2 separate regions of the Homo sapiens genome follow, and region 1 is linked to region 2. A link is a loop called in an ENCODE intact Hi-C map of the cell type or tissue named here. Cell type or tissue: PC-9. All regions are shown on one strand. Links, peaks and the distances in the headings refer to the core of each region. The heading gives the core; the rest is flanking DNA. Region 1 overlaps STPG1 (sperm tail PG-rich repeat containing 1). Region 2 has its middle 53 kb from the start of GRHL3.

Evidence for each region. Hi-C counts contacts between places; a loop is a spot of excess contacts. Peaks named below come from ENCODE experiments on the same cell type or tissue, not always from the same donor. Only the 100,000 strongest peaks of a DNase experiment are listed, where the experiment ranks them.
Region 1: a loop joins it to region 2, with 5 times the contacts of the local background. A loop is called at or near these places in 1 of 110 quality-filtered maps.

The regions. Positions count from the first base shown.
Region 1 is chr1:24,372,550-24,376,944 of GRCh38, forward strand. It overlaps STPG1 (sperm tail PG-rich repeat containing 1), which reads right to left. Exons shown (of 9, transcript NM_001199013.2): 6 at 1,153-1,261. Among named protein-coding and RNA genes, the nearest start is that of STPG1, 39 kb to the right of the region's middle. In PC-9, for the core only: no CTCF peak of the experiment used is centred there; a DNase peak (open chromatin) is centred at 2,702; H3K4me3 peaks cover 974 bases; H3K27ac peaks cover 3,114 bases.
Region 2 is chr1:24,264,064-24,268,458 of GRCh38, forward strand. No RefSeq gene overlaps it. Among named protein-coding and RNA genes, the nearest start is that of GRHL3, 53 kb to the right of the region's middle. In PC-9, for the core only: no CTCF peak of the experiment used is centred there; DNase peaks (open chromatin) are centred at 2,598 and 3,148; H3K27ac peaks cover 1,794 bases.

The DNA of each region.
Region 1 (4,395 bases), core at 266-4,265, 110 kb after region 2:
CCAACCCCAGGGATGCTGGCTTTGTTCTTCTGTATAAATAGACAAGGTGGGGTTTTGCCCATGGATGATGCAAGGCAGGAGAGCATGAACTGGGGCTGAGCCTCCTAATTAGCGCTGGTTTTGTTATTCAGCTTCAGATTGATCTTTTCAACTTTAATCTGGATTTGCTGAAATCTCACATGCACTACAATTTTATCCACACCCCTCTGCAAGAGGCATGATTGCAGAAGCAAACCTTCCCTGCTCCTCCTCCTGCTTCTGGGGCCCAAGGTTCCTGGGGCAGCTCTGGTGCCCAGGGCTTCTGGGGTTGGGGTGTGGTCTGTGGGACCTATTTGGGATAATCTAATATAATAAGTGCTCCAGCACTGGAGGTCAGAGAGCACAGGAGAGGTGCAACACCCTTCCCCAAGGCCGGCAGGGGAAACACTTGCAGGAAAGCTCTTGTGTATTCCTGAATCTTGGAGGTTCCAGAAGGGACAATGGAATGATGGAGGACGTGGGCTCGTTAGTGAGACCCCTCTGGGCTTGTGTCTGCCATTTACTGGCTGTGTGACACTGGGCAAGTCATTTCAACTCTCTGAGCCTCCACTTCCTCATCTGAAAAGTAGGGCTAAGTGGATGAACCTATGACGGCAGACCTGCAAGACTGCATGGAAACCACTCACCGTGGAGTGGGTGCTCCGGAAACAGAGCTGCCTCCTCTGTTTTATGACTGGATGATGAAGTCACCTCTAGCATAGGAGAAAATGAACGTGGCAGCTCAGTGTTGAAGGAACAGGATGTATGGTCATGCCCTGTATCTCCTGCCCCTCCCCAGTGGCCCCTAATGGCAGCTGGGGTATACGAATGTGCACATTTCTGAGGTGAGAAGCCACTTCTCCACTTGGCTGCCCAGAGCAGGTATGCCAGATCATAAAAGGGGAGGCCAGGAAGCTGCTTTGGAGGCCCATTTCCAGAGCCAGCCATTGTCCTCCTGGTGGGGATTGCTGGCTGTCTTCTCACCTCTCCTCTTTGTTCAGTACCTGCCTGCTACTCCTCCCCACCCAAAGACTAAATCCTTCCAAAGACTCCCTGTGAAGAAGTAGGTGCCCTGCAAATCAAATCTGGGACACTTAACCCTTAGGTCAAGGCCAGTGCAAAGCAGCTGCTTACCTGGGGGAGGTCCTTTATCAGCAAAAGCGAAAGATCCTCTTTGGGTTTTTGACATAAACCCGGCTCGAGTACAGACGTTGTTTCTCTGCTTGCAGCAAGAGACAGAGGCCTAGGGGGAGAAAATACACCCAATGTACTCAGTACCTTTCCTTTCTTTGTCTTCGTCATCATGCCTGGACAAGTGGCAAATCTACGTAAAAAAAATCAAACCGAAACCTGTCCTTCTTAGCAAATGAACAGATGTGAGCTGTAAACGTCACACTGGCTGTGGCTTCCCTGTCATCCCAGCTCAAGTGGTCTATGAGTTTGTGATCCCTGGAAAATGCTGGTCACTCAACAAGGAACAGAACACACAGCTAGCTGCAGGGTGGCTTCCAGGCTCACTTCTGCTAAGGACAGGCTGTGTGGCCCCGCATCAGTTCTGTAACCTCTCTGAAACCCAGTTTTCTCATCTGTAAAACGGATTGGACAGTCAGCTCCACTTGCTGTGGAGTTCTGTCAGGGAGTGGGGGTGGCCCAGCAGAGATCACCGCTAGGAAAGTGTTTTTTTTTTTTGTTTTTTTTTTTTTTTTTCTGAGACAGAGTCTTGCTCTGTCTCCCAGGCTGGAGTGCAGTGGCGAGATCTCCACTCACTGCAAGCTCTGCCTCCCGGGTTCACGCCATTCTCCTGCCTCAGCCTCCGGAGTAGCTGGGACTATAGGTGCCTACCACCACGCCCAGCTAATTTTTTTGTATTTTTAGTAGAGACAGGGTTTCACCATGTTAACCAGGATGGCCTCGATCTCCTGACCTCGTGATCCGCCCGCCTCGGCCTCCCAAAGTGCTGGGATTACAGGCGTGAGCCACTGCGCCCAGCCGGAAAGTGTTTTTTTTTAAGTGTGTAATGCTACACCCGCAAATTATCTTCATTATTGTTGCTACTTTTTTTTTGTTTGTTTTTGGAGACTGAGTCTCACTGTGTTGCCCAGGCTGGAGTGCAGTGATGCCATCTCAGCTCACTGCAACCTCTGCCTCCCGGGCTTAAGCAATCATCCCACCTCAGTCTCCAGAATAGCAGGGACTTCAGGCACACGCCACCACACCTGGCTAATTTTTTGTGTTTTTTGTAGAGATGGGGTTTCACCATGTTGCCTAGGCTGGTCTTGAACTCCTAGACTCAAATGATCTGCCCACCTCGGCCTCCCAAAGTGTTGGGATTACAGGCGTGAGCCACTGCACCTGGTTTTCTACTATTTTTACTGTTTTCAGGACACGTAGTCCTACCCATCCCCATCCTCATTCCTAGGTGCATTGCTCACTGTTCAAACAGCCCTTCTATAAATGCAGCATTTGGGGCACACAAGAAAGTCGTATCATTTAAGATTGTGATCACATTTGCAAGCATTCCCTTGTCTCAACTTTCCTGAACTGACCAGAAATTAAGAATTCTGGCCAACTCACGAAATACATTTGAGAGTGCGCGATGTGTTCAGAACTCTAAAAATAATAGGAAAAAAACCCTGAGATCATTCTTCTGTTACACGTGAATCATAAATATTTTAAATGCCAATTTGCGGTCTCCTGTATTCATTGGAGAACAGAGGCAATACAAATTAAACCTGTGATTGCTGGGGATATTTGCTGAATGAGTGAAACTATTTGCTGGGGCCAGGATGGTTTGATTTGCTGTGATACTCCTTTGTCAAAAAAAATGTTTCTCGAGAAATGCAGATGGCATTTTGATTTTGTGTTTACAAAGGTGGAGGAATTTAGCTTTTCCCAGGGCCCTAATGGCTAGACGGCATGCAGAGAGGGCAAACAAAGAGACCAGATGGGACAGGTTAATTACTGGACACGGAGAGTTGGGGAGAGGAGCCAGGTTGCCGGAGAGAAGGTAATAACACATTACCAAGGAAGAGGACTCGAATATACAAGTGAGGGATGGTGGCAGCAAAGGCAGAGAAAGGCTTTGACAGACCTCAAAGCACAGTGTGGCTAACAGGATTACTGCATTTCTACTCCTCACCAGTTGACTCAACCATTGTTCTCCTGGCCTGAAAAAAAGCCACCTGTAGACAAAACAGCACTTCAGCTTTATTTTTCACCCAGACAGAAAAGCAACTGAAAAAGGGAGCATTTTTGTATACGCTGAGTGTGTGTCGCTGGAAGATTTCCCCATGGGGCCAGGAAAATATTCAGCAGGTTAAAAAAGACTGAAGCAGATTTATTGTATTGCCATGGAAAGAAATCTAAGAAGAAAATGCATGTGTGCTGTGTACAGAATAATGCTAATACTGGTGGAGGGACAGAGGTAGGAGAGAATATGAAAGAAATTGCATCTGGTTTTTGTTTTGTTTTGAGATGGGGTCTCACTCTGCCACCTAGGCTGGAGTGCAGTAGTGTGATCTTGGCTCACTGCAACCTCCACTTTCCAGGTTCAAGCAATTCTCTTGCCTCAGCCTCCCGAGTAGCTGGGATTACAGGTGTGTGCCACCATGCCTGGCTTATTTTTGTATTTTTAGTAGAGGCGAGGTTTCACTATATTGGCCAGGCTGGTCTCAAACTCCTGACCTCAGGTGATCTGTCCACCTTGGCCTCCCAAAGTGCTGGGATTACAGGCGTGAGCCACTGTGCCTGGCCTGCACCTGGTTTTTGATGCAGTGGTTTCCCTTGGGAAGTAGAATTATAAGGGACTTCCACTTTCTAATTAATGGGTTTCTACAGGGCTTGAATATATTTTATGATGAGCGTGTATTATTTTCAGGGTCATATTAAGACAATAATGAACAAAAAACATGCGCCTAAATGTATCTATTGGCAGAAGGACACAATTCTATCTTGGGAAGAGGTCCTTTCTAGATTAACAGCTGCATACTACTGGAAAGTTATTCCTTTGATGTCATAAACATTGATTGGATGCTTACTGCATCCCAGGACCTGTGCTGGGCATTGGAGACAGGAAGCCGGGTGAAGGAGTAGACAGTGATTCGGGGAGAATGGTGCATGAAACACTGACGGCAGCATCCTTCAGCTACAACCGGGAGGCTGCAGAGAGGGGCATCCGCACAGACAGTCGGTGCCTGTGTTTTTCTCCCAAGTAGCCTGGTTCCCACTTGGGACTGACAAAGGGGCAATGGCTAAGCCCCTTTCTGATCACTTTCTTGTATCACACCTTGCCATCTCTCCTGTTAGCATAATAATCTCCTCGCTGGTTTTCCAGAACCCACTCTCCAACCCACACTGCAGTCCATTCACCACACAGCA
Region 2 (4,395 bases), core at 112-4,111:
AGACAGGCACCTAACAGAACTGCCTTTTCAATGTATCTGTTTACTCACGTATTGTTTATTCACTCCTAATCCCTCTGAGGACAGGGACCTCGTCTGTCTTGTTCATTATATTTACGATATTGCCTGGTGCATAGTAGGTCAAGGAATACGTGTCAAGTTGAATGAAGGAATTGCTTCTCTCTGGACCTCAGTTTTCTTATCTGGAAATTGATCGGGCTGAACTTAGTTTTGATTCATTGGTTGGTTCATTGATTCATTAAAAAATTTTGATTAAGCCCTTCTATGCCAGGCCCTTGCTAGATGTTAGGTATATGGTGTTGAAAAAAACAGACGACAGCTTTGATCCCACCATGGAGCCAGACAGTCACTACTTTCACACAATTAACTTTAATGATACACTGTGATAAGTGCTCCAAAGGAGAAAATACAGAGTTCTATGAGGGCATTTATTTAACAGGGGAGACCTCTAAATCTAGAAATCAAAACACCTTGTTAGAACTGCCAGTCCTCAAGCAAACCTATTTTTTTGATAAGCAAATGAATGTCCCCATGATGAAGAGCTCCAGACCAGTTGAAGTGGCTCAAATCCCATGAAGCCAGTGATTTGCTGGACCCCACCAAAGATTCCTATCCCGTGGGGCTGTGGTCCCTCCAGTTCCGCCATCAATAGGTTGGAACTCACCTTGTTCAGGTACCTTCAACCGTTCTCTATTTCCAGACTCCTCACACTAGAATCAAGGTCTTCTGTAATCTGACTCCCACTTTTCTGGTGAGCCTTATCTGTCCCACACTCTGCACTCCAACAATGCTGGGCTGACCCCAGCATTGCCACTCACTACCACGGGGCCTGGGCCAGGACCTCGGTTTTGTCACCGGTGACATAATGGGATCGGACTAACATGATGTTCAGGTTTTATAAATGGTATGTGATTCTGGGATTACTCCCTTAAAGCACTGCACACTTTTCGCCTTCATGCTTTTACCCAAGCTGTGCTGTCTGCCTGGAAGACCACAGTTGCCACCTGTGATCTCTGTGAAATGAGACTGATATTCTAGATTTCTCTCCTTCACAATGGAGCTCAAATACCATCTTCTCCAAGAAGTTCTTTCTCCATGTTTTCAGAACAATATGTTTGACACTTTATTAGGATACTTATTACCTTCTACCATGCACAGCTGTGTACAGACACTATAACCTAGTGTTTGACTGTGGACTCGGCAGTAAAATAAACCAGGGTTCAGATCCCAGCTTTGCCACTTATTAGCTGTGCAAACTTGGCAAGTCATTTAACTCTCTGAGCTTCCATTACCTTATCTGTGAAATGGGAATTATAAAGCCTTCACTGTGTTGTACAAACTAAATGTGAAAATAAACAGGAAGTATTTCATGGTACTTGGCAAGCAGCAAGGGCTAAACCCACGGTCACTCTCTCTTACTACATTCTAAGTCCCTTTGTGATAGGAACTAGAGCTTATCCATTTCTGTACCCCCCAGAGAGCTTAAAGAAGAAAAGAGAAATGAACTAACCGATGATTCCACATCTACTACAGGCCAGGCATTGTCCTGTACATACATATTCCTTTTAATTCTCACAACTCAGTGAAGTAGGTATTATAATTACTCCCATTTTACAGATGAGGGAATTGAGGCTCAGAGAAGTGAAGTGCCTTACCCAAGGCCATGCAGATGATAATTGGTGGAGCTGAGATCTGAGCAGGGATGTGTGCCTCCAGAGGCCAAACTGGCTCTGAGTAATTCAAATGAACTTGTTCAGCACAGCTTAATATGTCTCCTAGAAACTACTCCCAAAGTTTACGGCATTGTCAGTTTACTTCTATTTCCCACGTGAGAGTGCAGGCTCCTTGAGAGCAGGGTCTGTGTCTTACTCCTTGTTATTTCCCATAGCCCCAAATATCTACAAGTGTGCCTTAGACATAGTCATTTGCTGGATGGATAAACAGATGGGTGGGTGGATGGATAGATGGAAGGATGGATGGATGGTTGGATGGATGGATGGATGGATGGATGGATGGATGGATAGATAGATGGATGGAAGGATGGATGGATGGATGGATGGATGGATGGATGGATGGATGGATAGATGGATGGATGGATGGATGGATAGAGGGAGGGTGGGAGGGATGGATGGATGGATGGATGGATGGATGGATGGATGGATAGATGGATGGAAGGATGGATGGATGGATGTACAGAGGAACCAATGAGTGCATGAATACAAGAGTCCCCAGAGGAAGTGCTTGCCTACCAAGCATTCTACTCGAATAGCTCTCTGCTCCCTTCCCCAGGGACAGCCCAAGGGCCTGGCTGAGAGTGGAAAAGACTGTGAGAGAAAAGTAGGGAAGAAAACACACCCCATGTGACCACCAAGCGTCTCTCAAGGTGTCATTATGGTGGAAGCCACAGTTGTCAGATTCCAGCTGCAGTAGTCACACTGGCCTCTGGCCTCTGGAATGCCACCACGGTGGGGCAGACTTCTTGGTGACCATTAAGTGTGGAGCCAGGGTCTGATTCATGCTGCAATCTTTCCTCCCCCTTTCTCTCCACCAGCGCCCACTGCCCCACCCTGATTCTTGACCACAAGGAGATAGACCACGGGTCAGGTTTTACACAGAGCCATCAAATCCCCAGAGAGGGTTTTGGCCCAGGAAGTAGGTCAAAAGCCACTACCTTATTATGGAAACAGTAGCAAAGGCCCAAGATGCTTAATCACCAGGCTTGACTGATGGTATCACTGTCTCCCCGCATACCCGGGAGGGAGGGAGGGAGGGAGCTGAGGGCGATGTGAATATCCCCAGCCCACACTCACTTGGGCGGGATGAAGGAGATGATGTGTTCAAAGGGCACACATCACCCGTAGCACAGGGCCTGGCCTGTAGTAAGCGCTCAGTAAATGGGAGCTGCAATTATTAGTGTTACCAATTATCATTAAAGGTAATTAACTGCTACTGAAGTGGTGCTTCACTCTGGCTACATCTAGAAAGGATTTTAAGCCCACGGTTTGGAACCCAAGTCCATGTCACACCCCAAAGTAATGAAAAGAAAAGGTAAAAAGGAAAGATTGTGTTTACTTAGTACGAGGTAATCCATAAAGTAGAATCCGGGGCAGCTGTTAAGTCACTGGGTGGTGCCATATTTATTGCCAGTGTTTGGACTGTAGTGCCTAGGTGCCCAGCTGTGAAGTCAGAGGGACTGTCAACTTAGTGCCATCACTTATGCTTCCAGAGCCTCACTTTCCCACTCTGTAAAACTAATATACAAAGTCCTACCTGTGGACTTGTTGAATGATTAAATGTGCACTGATATCCCCTAGCTTGGCCACAAATGAGATCCCTGGAATAATGATATGAATATAAATCCTGCATTTTCAGGACCACAGCAGGTGGGTCTAATACCTCAGACCACAGACCTACTTGGGGAACTGTGGAGTCAATCTATACATGGGCTTAGCACAGTTCTTGGCGTTAGTAACTTCTCAGTAAATATAGTCATTCCTCGGTGTCTGAGGGGGATTCGTTCCTGAACCCCACAGGGATACCAAAATCTGAGGATGCTCAGGTCCTTGATATAAAATGATGTAGTATTTGCATATAACATATGCACATCCTCCCATATACATTTTTTTGAGGGGACAGGGTCTTGCTCTGTTGCCCAGGCTGGAGTGCAGTGGTGTGATCACAGCTCACTGCACCCTTGACCTCCTAGGCAAATGCAATCCTCCTACCTTGGCCTCCTGAGTAGCTGGGACCATAGGCATGTGCCACCATATCCTAATTTTTTTGTACTTTTTGTAGAGACAGCGTTTCACCATGTTGGCCAAGCTGGTTTTGAACTCCTGAGCTCAAGCCATCCGTCCCCACCTTGGCCTCCCAAAGTGTTGGGATTTCAGGCATGAGCCACTGTGCCCAGTCCCCTCCAGTATACTTTATTTTTTATTTTTTTGAAGCAGAGTCTTACTCTGTCTCCCAGAGAGGTGTGATCTCAGCTAACTGCAACCTCCACCTCCTGGGTTCAAGGGATTCTTGTGCTTCAGCCTCCTGAGTAGCTGGGATTACAGGCATGTGCTAACACACCTGGCTAATTTTTTGTATTTTTAGTAGAGATGGGGTTTTGCCATGTTGGCCAGGCTAGTCTTGAACCCTTGACCTCAAGTGATCTGTCTATCTCTGCCTCCCAAAGTACTAGGATTACACGTGTAAGCTACTGTGCCCAGCCCCCTCCTGTATACTTTAAATCATCTCTAGATTACTTATGATACCTTGTATCATGTACATTGTATTCAATGTAAACTCTATGTAAATAGTTGTTCTACTGTATTGGTTTTTATTTGCATTATTTTTATTGTTGTAATGTTATTTGTTATTGTATTTTTTAAA